Regions from separate parts of the Homo sapiens genome. Here all the other regions are linked to region 1. Evidence: chromatin contacts called from ENCODE Hi-C or POLR2A ChIA-PET data. All regions are on one chromosome and are shown on one strand. The core of a region is the stretch at or near the end of the contact, and the rest is flanking DNA. Distances in the headings are between cores, read along the strand shown.

Region 1 (3,323 bases), core at 555-3,054:
AATTCACCATTCCAGTGTCAGGAAGATAGTTTCTGCAAACATTTAAAAAATCTATGTATTCTGACGAGTTGATGTCTTGTGATGGTTTTACAAGAAGAATCAAATATAAATATCATGTTGTAAAAGATTAATATGCATGCATCTGCTTTAAATAGAACAAGGCTAAAGAACATTTTGTTCTTGTTACTGCTTCTCAATAAGTTTGGTAGTTCAGTTTAACTCAGGTAAGCTTTCTAAATGTCTAGCATCTTGTCCAAGCTCATAACAAAGATGTTCAAATGCCTTGGCACCCTCCTATTATTATTCCTTCCTGCTCTCCTCATAACCTTTTATTTTCTCATTTTTCATTTAACCATTCCTGGACCTCACTCTCATCTTGCAATATCTAATAAGCCTTTACTAAGGACTGAACATGTGAGGGCCAGATTTGTGAACTGGACTTTTCTCTCTGTAGATTTTTCAATTAGGTTTTCACAATGCCCTAGTTTCACTGAGTCAGTAAAACTCCCAGATGTTTCCATTCTTTATGTATCTCTCCTTGTATCCCTCATCTCTGTCATAATTTTAGAGACCCTCTTGACATTTAAAAAATTTGGAAACAACAGTTTCTTATTTCTGCCTAAGAAGACTTAAGATATTTCTGTAAAGATTTGGTTGGACACATATAGACATTTATTCCAAATTAAATCAGTGGTCTTCTTCAGATTGAGTTCCAAGCTGTAAACTTCAAAGGATAAGTTCTGCTTTACTAACTGTAATGCCAAACCAATTATTTTATAAAAACAATTAAATTGTCATGAACATAAGATTTCATATCCTGAAAGAATAGGAATAAGTTCTATTTTCACAATTAGTTTTCTATGTATAGTCCTCAACCACAATGCCTGTGAACCACCATCCTGGGAAATAAACTTTTCTTGAGATCTCAAAGCAAATGAAGACAAGTAACCAGCATGGCACAAATGCTTCTCTGCTACTACGTGGATTCTTTTATAGACACTGATTATATATTAAGATATTAATTTTATCCATTTACACTCATCAAAAAAGAAATATATGGTCCACATACTTAAATTCAACTTCTTTCTTAGAGGCAATGGACTAAGTACAATCACAAGCAATAGACAAACATCATAACTTTAATTTTTGGCTGTAAAAATGGAATAAAAACAGTAATTGTATTCATCATCGCTTGATGAAGTCTTTAAAATGTTACTTTTATTCTAGGAAGAATGTAGGCAACCTCTAAAGGGTTGATGTGGCAAGAAAGACACTGATATTTTTTCTGGGAAAAAAATACCTTGGCTCTGAACGAAAAAGAATATTGCTGAAATTATAGTTAGGAGCCTAGTTCTCCTATTGTTAGAGCTCTTTTAGGACATTTTATGATATTTTCTACAAGCACAGGACTGTGGCTATTTAGCTTGGTTTCTATTATGCCTTTCTTGGCATCATGTAGGATAACTAGCACATCTTATAGGACACCAGTGAAAGACAAAATAGACAACACAAAAATCGTATGGCATTCCTCAAACTGTTTTATGTGAAAAAGAAAGGCTGTCTTATACTATTCAAATCCCTAGACGAATATGTCAAAATAAGAGTACGAGAGGAAGGGGTTATTTCAAGGATATCCCACATATAGACAACATGGTGCATTGTGACATCGTTATATAAATATTAATAGTGCCAGAATACTAATCCCTTCATCGGGGAGGAAATATTCTAAATTCACTTACCTCTTGCAGCACTTTCCTACATAGTACTGTAGACACAGCCCATTGGCATCCTAGAGATGGCATTCTGAAGAGAAAGCAGGATCTCAACTCCTCTCAAGGTGTTCCTCCCTCCCTTGAAGGTCAGGATGTCTTGTGCTGGCACATCCTTTGGTGGGTCAGTAGATGGCAGTGTGTCTGAATCTAGTATGTATGGTAGGGGAAAGCTTTTTAGCATTTCCCAAGAAAATGAAGGTTTTGAAAGCTGTGAGGCAGCATGGGGCCTAGTGCATGGGCCAGAAGACTTGATCTTTATTTCTGGCTCAACTCCTGAATACATTTACTTGAGTAAATGGACACCAGCCACTTAACTTTTGTGTTCTTTGCTTTCTTGAACTTGAAATTAGACAAAATACTCTGCCTCTTCCCATCTCCCTCACAAGGACCCTGTGAGTTTAATCAGACTTCAGATTAGTTTCCGTTCTTTGAAGAAAAGACTCCTTATGAATTTGCTATGCTATTTATAATGTCAGTGGCAAAATTGATCTGGGTTGTTCTTCTGGGACTTGAAGTAAATAAACACAGAGGCATTTGGCAAGAAGGATCTTCTGTATTTCTGTGCCATAAAATGTTGGTGTATTTTGGTTTTAAGTAGCAGCACTGGATCTCAGGATGCAAAATTATTCTTGTTACTTGGAATTAAAATAACTTCCTCCATTCCATGGAACTTGACAATTACGGAAGGAAGCCAATAGGCCTCTGGCACCTTCCCAATTTAAATTTAAACTGTTCACTGCAAGTACAGATTCAATCAGATACAATCATTTTCACTTTTCCCTGCTATTAAACATAAGAATTTTCACTTCAGCATTTTACTACAAAGGTGGCACTCTGATAAATGTTAAATGAAATGGTAAGTAGGAAATACCATTGAAGGGTTGAAAGATGATTCTTTTTCCCAACAAGATCCAGCTGTGCATGAATTCACTGGAAGTTAGAATAGTTAGAATCCTCAACCAAAACATACCTTCAGCTGCATGGCACCAAAATGGGTCATGACAAGATCATGTTGGGGCAAAACAAACTTTAACATCTCACCTGTCAACCTGGCTCTGGTCACGATCAAAGCTAAGCTTCTTTGAAGAAGCCTTGCTACTTTGAGGCTGGTAACAAGGATCAAAAAGGGATACAATAAATAATACTATTTCTGGACAGGTAGATTCTGATAGGGAGGTCTAGCGTATTTCTAATACAGATGCCTACCTCATCTGGTCTTCTTGGAAACAAAAAATTATATTGTGTAGGATAGCCAGAAATCTACCTGCTATATAAAAAGATAAAATTGTAAAATGAAATGGATGTCATGTTTGAACACATGCCATACCATCATTTTTAGGTAGCAGCCTTTCAGGATATAGACAAATATATTTGGGATGGTTTCTGGGTGTATAATCCATTGGAAAAGCTATTTTAATATAAAAATTCACTGTCAAAATATTAATAAACAACTAGTCTTTTTTCAAATCTCTTGTGCAATAAACATAGATTCAAGACAAGTGATTTTTGTCGTGTCATCTTATTTGTAAGACATGTCTCTCTAGTTGGATA
Region 2 (3,323 bases), core at 309-2,808, 360 kb after region 1:
ACTGAATGAAAGCTGCAGTGATAATAAAAATGGCAGGAATCAATTAGAGGAAAAAACTTATCAGGACCACAGTTTTGGTTCCAGGCAAAGTGATGTAATGCTTAAACACATTACAGGATACAATTCCTCAAGAGTTTAAGGTAATAATAGCTGTCTACATTTGGTTGTTTATAATTATCAAACCACGACTTGTTTTTGACTAGTGGCTTTCAATTTACCCTATCTTTATCTAATGATCCCTTGATTCCAGAGCTTAAGTTAAATGTTGTGAAGTTAGACATAAACCCCGGAGAGAATTGTTCTATAGGGAGAATCAAAGGAGTAAAGAAACAACAACAAGGTAATATGAGTGAAGTAAATACAGTATTTTTTTATGAAGTTGAAATCATGCTTTACAAAGATTAATGGAAAAACTGGATACACATGTTTCAAAAGGTAGAAAAAATTGTCTGAAAGTTCAGATAGTAAAAAAGAGAAAAGGCAATAGGGAGCCACTGTATGTCCCTGAGCAAAGTTAATTACATTAATAGATCACTAGCAGATAAGCAGAGAGTGTTAACTAACTGGTCAACTTTCCTAATAGAACAAACCTATGTCAAGTCAGTTTCATAAGAATTATGTGACGATCTTCAAAGGTAATAAATGCCTGCAGGGTATTTAAGATTGAGCTATTCGCGGTGAGGAAGGGGGTAGTCATCTGACTTTTTTTATATGACTACAGATTGCTGCGATATGTTATAAGGTTTAGAATTCACTGATCTAGTCCAATTTCTTCCTTTTCCTGTGAGGAGAATGAAGCCAAAGAAGCGTTATGACCTGCTGGAATACTAGCTGCCTAAGTAACTCTATCCCTTAGGCTTTTTCAGCTTCTGTGTATAAGACAGGTGACCTAAAAGTTGTGTGCAGAATGGATTGGAGAGTTAAGTCCTGGAGGGAAGGATACCAGTTAAAAACAATAACAACGGCAAAACAAAACAACTGTGATATTAACCCATGAAATATTATATTAAAGTAGTCAGTATCAGGACCAACGAGAAAGAGGAAAAAATTGAATCACTTTAAACAGACCAAGAATGTAATTCACAATAAGAGATGTCGAAGAAGATAACAATTCAGAGGCTCTCAGATCTGATTCTGCGAAAAAGGTTTGTGATCTGGGCAATTAATTTGGAATCAAAAGAAAGATTTCAGAGTGCATTTCGAAACTTCTAGAATTGTCTCACACAAATAACTTCCTCTGGCTTTCTTTACCCTCCCTTTGATTACCAGAAGCTGAAAGAAAGGAATTAACTTCTTTCTGGCTCAAAGACATCTGGAAAACATATGACCTCCGTCAATATCTCTAACACCAGGTCCCATGATTCAAACTACACACAATCAGTAAGAAAAGGAATTCAACATGTGTGCTATCGGCTCACTTCCTTTCTTGTGTTTATTTCAGAGCAATAAATCAAGTGTTTTCTAAGTTCCTACTCCCAAACTCCTAGTCAGAAAAGGACTCACCTGCCATAGGGAACAGCCTCTGTCCTTTTTTACAGCGTTGGAAAGAGCCTCAGAGTCAAAAATGAAAGTAAACTATGTATTTCCTTATTGCAAAGGGCGGAAACGTGTAATTACAGATTGTGAAACTGCTGCTCAGAATTCCAGACTCATTATCAGGAAGTGCCTTGTCATCAGCAAATTGGCATCCAATTACTGGAATTTAGTTTCTGACTTGGGGGAAAAAAATGAAAATGACAAAATATTATCCTGTGGGTTGACACCTCAGCTTGTTTCTTTTCTTGTTTCCTGTGGCCACCCAAACTTCTTCTATCCATCTGTCTCTTCTCTTCCTGATCTCTCAGTTTTTCTTTCTCTGATTACAAAGAACGACAATGACTGAAGAAGTTTAATCTAACAACTCTTTTTCATTTCCTGATAAGAATTAACCCAATAGTTCATATTTCCAGCTTTTTGGGCAGGCACTGAGCTGCAGGAGTTTTTACATAGTCCAGCAGCTCCCGGAACTCTAGTGAGGCAGGAGTCCCGTCCACTCCCATGGAAAGGGGGCTGAAGCCAGGGAGCAAAATGGCCTTGCAGCAGGTCCATTCTCACAGAAGCCTGCAAGCTTAGATCCGCTGGATTAGAATCCCCACTAGCCAGCATAGCAGCCTGGAGTACGCCAGAGATGACCGAGTTCCCCAGGGGAGGGGCGACTGCCATTACTGCAGCTCTAGTCAGCGGTTTTTCCCTACCAGTGCTAGGGAGGCTGGGCAGATTGGACTGGGCAGCAGTCTTCACAGTGCAGCACAGCCGCTGTGGCAGATCATGGCCAGACTGCTTCTTTAGGTGGGACCGGGATCCATCCCTCCTCTCCCGGCAAGAAATGCTTGCAGGAATTTCAGCAACTCCACCTAGAGTTTACAGACAGAGCTCTCATTTCCCTGGTACAGAGCACCTGCGGAGAGGGGCAGCTGCGGTCTCAGGTTCAGCCAACTTAATCTTTCCTGCCTGCTGGCTCTGAAGAGTATCAGCGATCCAGACAAGGGGGATTCCCCCAGCCCAGTGCACCATCTCTGCTAAGGGATAGCCAGACTCTTTCCTTAAGTGAGTTCCTGATCCTGGGCCTCCTGACTGGGTTAGACCATTCAACAGGGGTTGCCAGACACCTCATACAGGAGAGTTCCAACAGGCGTCAGGTCAGTGATCCTCTGGGAAGAAGCTTCCGGAGGAAGGAGGAGGCAGCACTCTTTGCTGTTCTGCAGCCTCCATTGGTGATACATAGGTGAACAGTGTCTGGAGTAGATCCTCAGCACACTGCAGCAGACCTGCAGAGGAAGGGCCTGAATGTTGGAAGAAAAACAAAAAAAAATAAAACAACAATAACACAGCATCAACAAAAAAGACCCTACAAAAATCCCATCCAAAGGTCAACAGCTTTAAAGATTAAAGGTAGATAAATCCACAAAGATGACGAAAAACCAACGCAAAACCGCTGAAAATTCCAAAAGCTGGAATGCCTTTTCTCCTCAAATGATTTCAACACTTCTCCAGCAAGGGCACAAAACAGGGCTGAAGCTGAGATGGATGAACTGACAGAAGTAGGTATCAGAAAGTGTGTAATGACAAACTTTGCTGAGCTAAAGGATTATATTCTAACCCAAGGCAAAGAAGCTAAGAACCGTGATAAAAGATTACAGGAACTGTTAATTAGAATAACCAGTTTAGAGAGGAATACAAATGACATGATGGAGCTGAGAAACACAGCGTGAGAGCTTCATGATTCAAACACAAGTATCAATAGCCAAATCAACCAGGCAGAAGAAAGAGTATCAGAGCTTGAA
Region 3 (3,323 bases), core at 343-2,842, 270 kb after region 1:
AATCATGGTCATTTACTCTTTTGCCATGACAATAAAACACTTTGAACTTGAATCCTAAAAGATATTTAAATTCTTATCTATAAATGATGTGATTTCTTTCCCATCTAGCCTAATCTCTGGTATATTTAACATGATGAATCCATATACATTTTGGGAACATATGCTTTATTTGAGAATTTATTCCATTCCCTAAGTATTTCTGAGCACAAATTCTATTTTATATAATTTGGTAGGTTCTGTGCAGATGAGAATAAAAGGGGGATCGTTTACCCTAATAAATGCTTATAGTTTTAGGAAAGGATAGACATTAAACAAAAAAATTGGTAAATATATAATTACAATTTGTGACAAGTACATTGAAGGATTTTTTAAAATCTCATTTTTATGCCAGTAAATAACAGGATATCCAGTTTAGACTGAGGATCAGAGAAGTCCTCTCTGAGGAAGTGCCTCTTAAGATGATGGCTGAAGAAGGCATATGAGTTAGCCCAATGGACAATGAAAGGAAAATTACTGTATTACAAGCAGAAAAAAACAACATGTGAATGCCTGGAGGCCCTGAGGCCCTTAGGTGAGAAACTGCTTGTCTGCATGTGGTTCAGAGAAAACAAATTATATAAAACGAAGTTAGCAGCGTCGGAAAGGTTTGTTAAGGATTTTTTGTTTTAAGATTTTGTAAGACCACTCAGGCTATTGTTTCGAGAATGAATCAGAGGCAGGAGTAGGGTTGGCGAGGATGCAAAAGAGATGGGGATATCTAATATTACTTTAGCAGACTCTCTCCTTTCTGTCACTTGTTATCCTGTGAAGATATCACTTGCTGCCCAATGAATAAAAATTAGGAAAATTGGTCTCCTGTTTTCTCATGCTCAGGGAACATCTTCTTTTCTGTACTTTTCTTCAGACAGGGAAGATCAGTGAAGTAATAAGAAATACACATATTGGTCTCTAACCCCAGTCCCTAGCACAGAACTCCTAAAACTATTGCAATTTTCTGAGCAATAGAGGTGCTAAAAGAATCTTTTGTTCTAATGTTTAGTCTCTGCCCTGATTCCTGAGACAAAGCTCCTAGTAACATTGTAGATAAAGGTGGTAGGTTAATTGTTTGTTCTAATATTTGGTCTTTGATGTAGGGTCTTGGCACAGAGGTCCTAAATCCTTTTGAATTTCCTGGGTAATAGAAGTATCTTTGGTTGTAATGAGGTGACTTGGTGGGTTTTAGGATGGGGCTGGTCACCAGAAAGACTAAACCGTGGTTATATGCTTGGAGCTCTCATCCCCACCCCCCATTCCTCAAAGAGAAGAGAAGGGCTGCAAATGGAGTTTATAATCAGTCATGGCTACATGATGAAGCCTCCCTAAAAATCTTTGAACTATGGGGTTCAGGAGCTTCTGAGTTGGTGAACACATCTGAGTGCTGGGAGGATGGTGCACCTCAACTCCATAGGGACAGAAGCTATCCTTCCAGACCTCACCCTATGTACCTCTTCCTCTGGCTGTTCATCTGTATCCTTGGTTATATCCATGATTAATAAGCCAGTAATTCTAAGTAAACTGTTTCTCTGACTTCTGTGAGCCACTAATGCAAAACATGATTTATAGCTGGTTAAGAGGAAGTATTGTTGATAACCTACTACTTGCAATTGGCCTTTGAAGTGGGGGAAATTTTTATGGTAATAAGCCTTTAACTTGTGGGATCTGACACCATATTAGTCCATTCTCATGTTGCTAATAAAGACATACCCAAGACTGGGTAATTTATAAAGGAAAGAGGTTTAATTGACTCACAGTTTAGCATCTCTGGGGAGACCTCAGACAACTTACAATCCTGGCAGACAGGGAAGCAAACATGTGTTTTTTCACATGGCAGCAGGAGAGAGAATGAGAACCAAGTGAAGGGAGAAGCCCCTTATAAACCATCAGATCTCATGAGAACTTACTATCACAAGAATAGCATGGGTAAAATAGCCCCCATGATTCAATTACCTCCCATCAGGTTTCTCGCAGGACATATGGAAATTATGGGAACTACAATTCAAGATGAGATTTGCATGGGAACACAGCCAAACCATATCAGACACTATCCAGATCCCATTATCTATCTAGATAGTGTCAGAATTAAATTGAATTATAGGAAACCCAGCTAGTGTCTGCCGGAGAATTATTTGGTGTGTGGGGCAAGACTCCCATACATCTAGTGTCAGAAATGTGGAGGTGAGTGATTGGTTGAGTGCATGAGACTAGAAATAAACAATATGATTTTTTCTTAAATCTCAGAAGGCCAACACTTTGCTTTTCTAGTTCTGAAATAATCAGAAAATAGGAGTGTCATTTTGCTGAGAATTGCCGTTTCAGACCAAAAATACACTGAACTTCAGAAAAAGATTAAGCAGTTCTGAGAATCAAGGGCTATGAAAGTAAAACGAAAATAAGACAGAGAGGAAGGAAAAAAGTGTGACTTCCTATTCTCATGCCTCAGTGTGTGTGTGTGGGGGGGGTGGGGTGGGAGTGTATGTGCGTGCTCATATATGCACTAGTTTAAGAATCTAGTATGTTTCAATTAATTTTAATTTTCAGTTTGTCTTCAAAATCCATGTCTTCTTCCAGAGGTCCACTTTCAATAACAAAAACACTTCTACTTGCCTTTCTTTAGAAACTTAAACTATCATAAAAGTCATTTCTCTTTTCCTTCTTGAATTATTCAAAGTCTGGTGCCTTAGACTTTCTTCTTCTGCCCAGACTATGCTCACACTGATGAAACCTGGGGAATCTATTCCTTTGGGTTGGGGAATATTCCCTATTCTCTCCAACAGTAAACATAAAAGATGAATTTCTTCCTAAATTACTTAAGGGCAGACACACCAGTTCTAAGTATATTACATTTTCTCTAAAGCACACATAGTTTAGTCTCATTAAGGAATATAAATTTATCCCATCAATTAGACTTTGACCTGACTTGAAAAATGATAGCCTTAGTATTATGATGCTGAGAAGCATTTGCCTCCTTCCCAAGTCTTCTTTCAATACAGAAAGACACTACATTAGCTGAGAATGCAATATGTGGGAAATTGCCTTGATGCAGTGGAAGCACTAACTGGTGAGCTATCCCAGAGGTCGAGGAACAGAAAGGCTTTCAGACCAAATTAAAATGACCAAACCACATGGCTTATTAAATTGATTAAAATACTGAGCAAAAAACAAGGAGAATGAATTGGGGTAAGGTAATTCACTTAGAGAGGTGCAAACAGGGTGAAAGGACTACACTCCCTGAGTCCTAGGGTTCACAATGTGCATAAATCTTGCTTCTCTTTTGAAACATCAGC

The links. A loop is a pair of places that touch in the nucleus more often than their neighbours do. ChIA-PET counts read pairs that join two places held with the same protein, here RNA polymerase II (POLR2A). Pooled maps may share reads with other maps.
Region 2: a loop to region 1 is called in a map of IMR-90, with 2.7 times the contacts of the local background. The contact joins the promoter of CASP4 here to the promoter of LINC02552 in region 1. A Hi-C loop is called at or near these places in 3 of 168 maps with a recorded cell type or tissue (Caco-2, IMR-90 and naive thymus-derived CD4-positive, alpha-beta T cell) and 10 of 50 pooled maps. POLR2A ChIA-PET finds 5 or more read pairs at or near these places in 1 of 52 experiments (activated T-cell).
Region 3: a pooled map shows a loop between it and region 1 (4-fold over the local background). The contact joins the enhancer-like site here to the promoter of LINC02552 in region 1. A Hi-C loop is called at or near these places in 8 of 50 pooled maps. POLR2A ChIA-PET finds 5 or more read pairs at or near these places in 3 of 52 experiments (A673 and T-cell).

The regions. Positions count from the first base shown.
Region 1 is chr11:104,607,498-104,610,820 of GRCh38, forward strand. It overlaps LINC02552 (long intergenic non-protein coding RNA 2552), which reads right to left and starts at 1,805. Exons shown (of 4, transcript NR_120585.1): 1 at 1,740-1,805.
Region 2 is chr11:104,967,016-104,970,338 of GRCh38, forward strand. CASP4 (caspase 4) reads right to left here and starts at 1,559. Exons shown (of 9, transcript NM_001225.4): 1 at 1,504-1,559. The coding sequence starts at 1,510. LOC124902813 (a long non-coding RNA gene) reads left to right here. Exons shown (of 2, transcript XR_007062986.1): 1 at 1-1,145; 2 at 1,270-1,565. RefSeq lists an enhancer at 1,359-2,558.
Region 3 is chr11:104,874,884-104,878,206 of GRCh38, forward strand. It overlaps LOC107984380 (a long non-coding RNA gene), which reads left to right. Exons shown (of 3, transcript XR_007062985.1): 3 at 392-685. Among named protein-coding and RNA genes, the nearest start is that of CASP4, 92 kb to the right of the region's middle. RefSeq lists a silencer at 2,353-2,442. Within about 2 kb of position 1,593, at least 3 of the 41 ENCODE cell types and tissues checked have a DNase peak (open chromatin) inside an H3K27ac peak, as active enhancers do.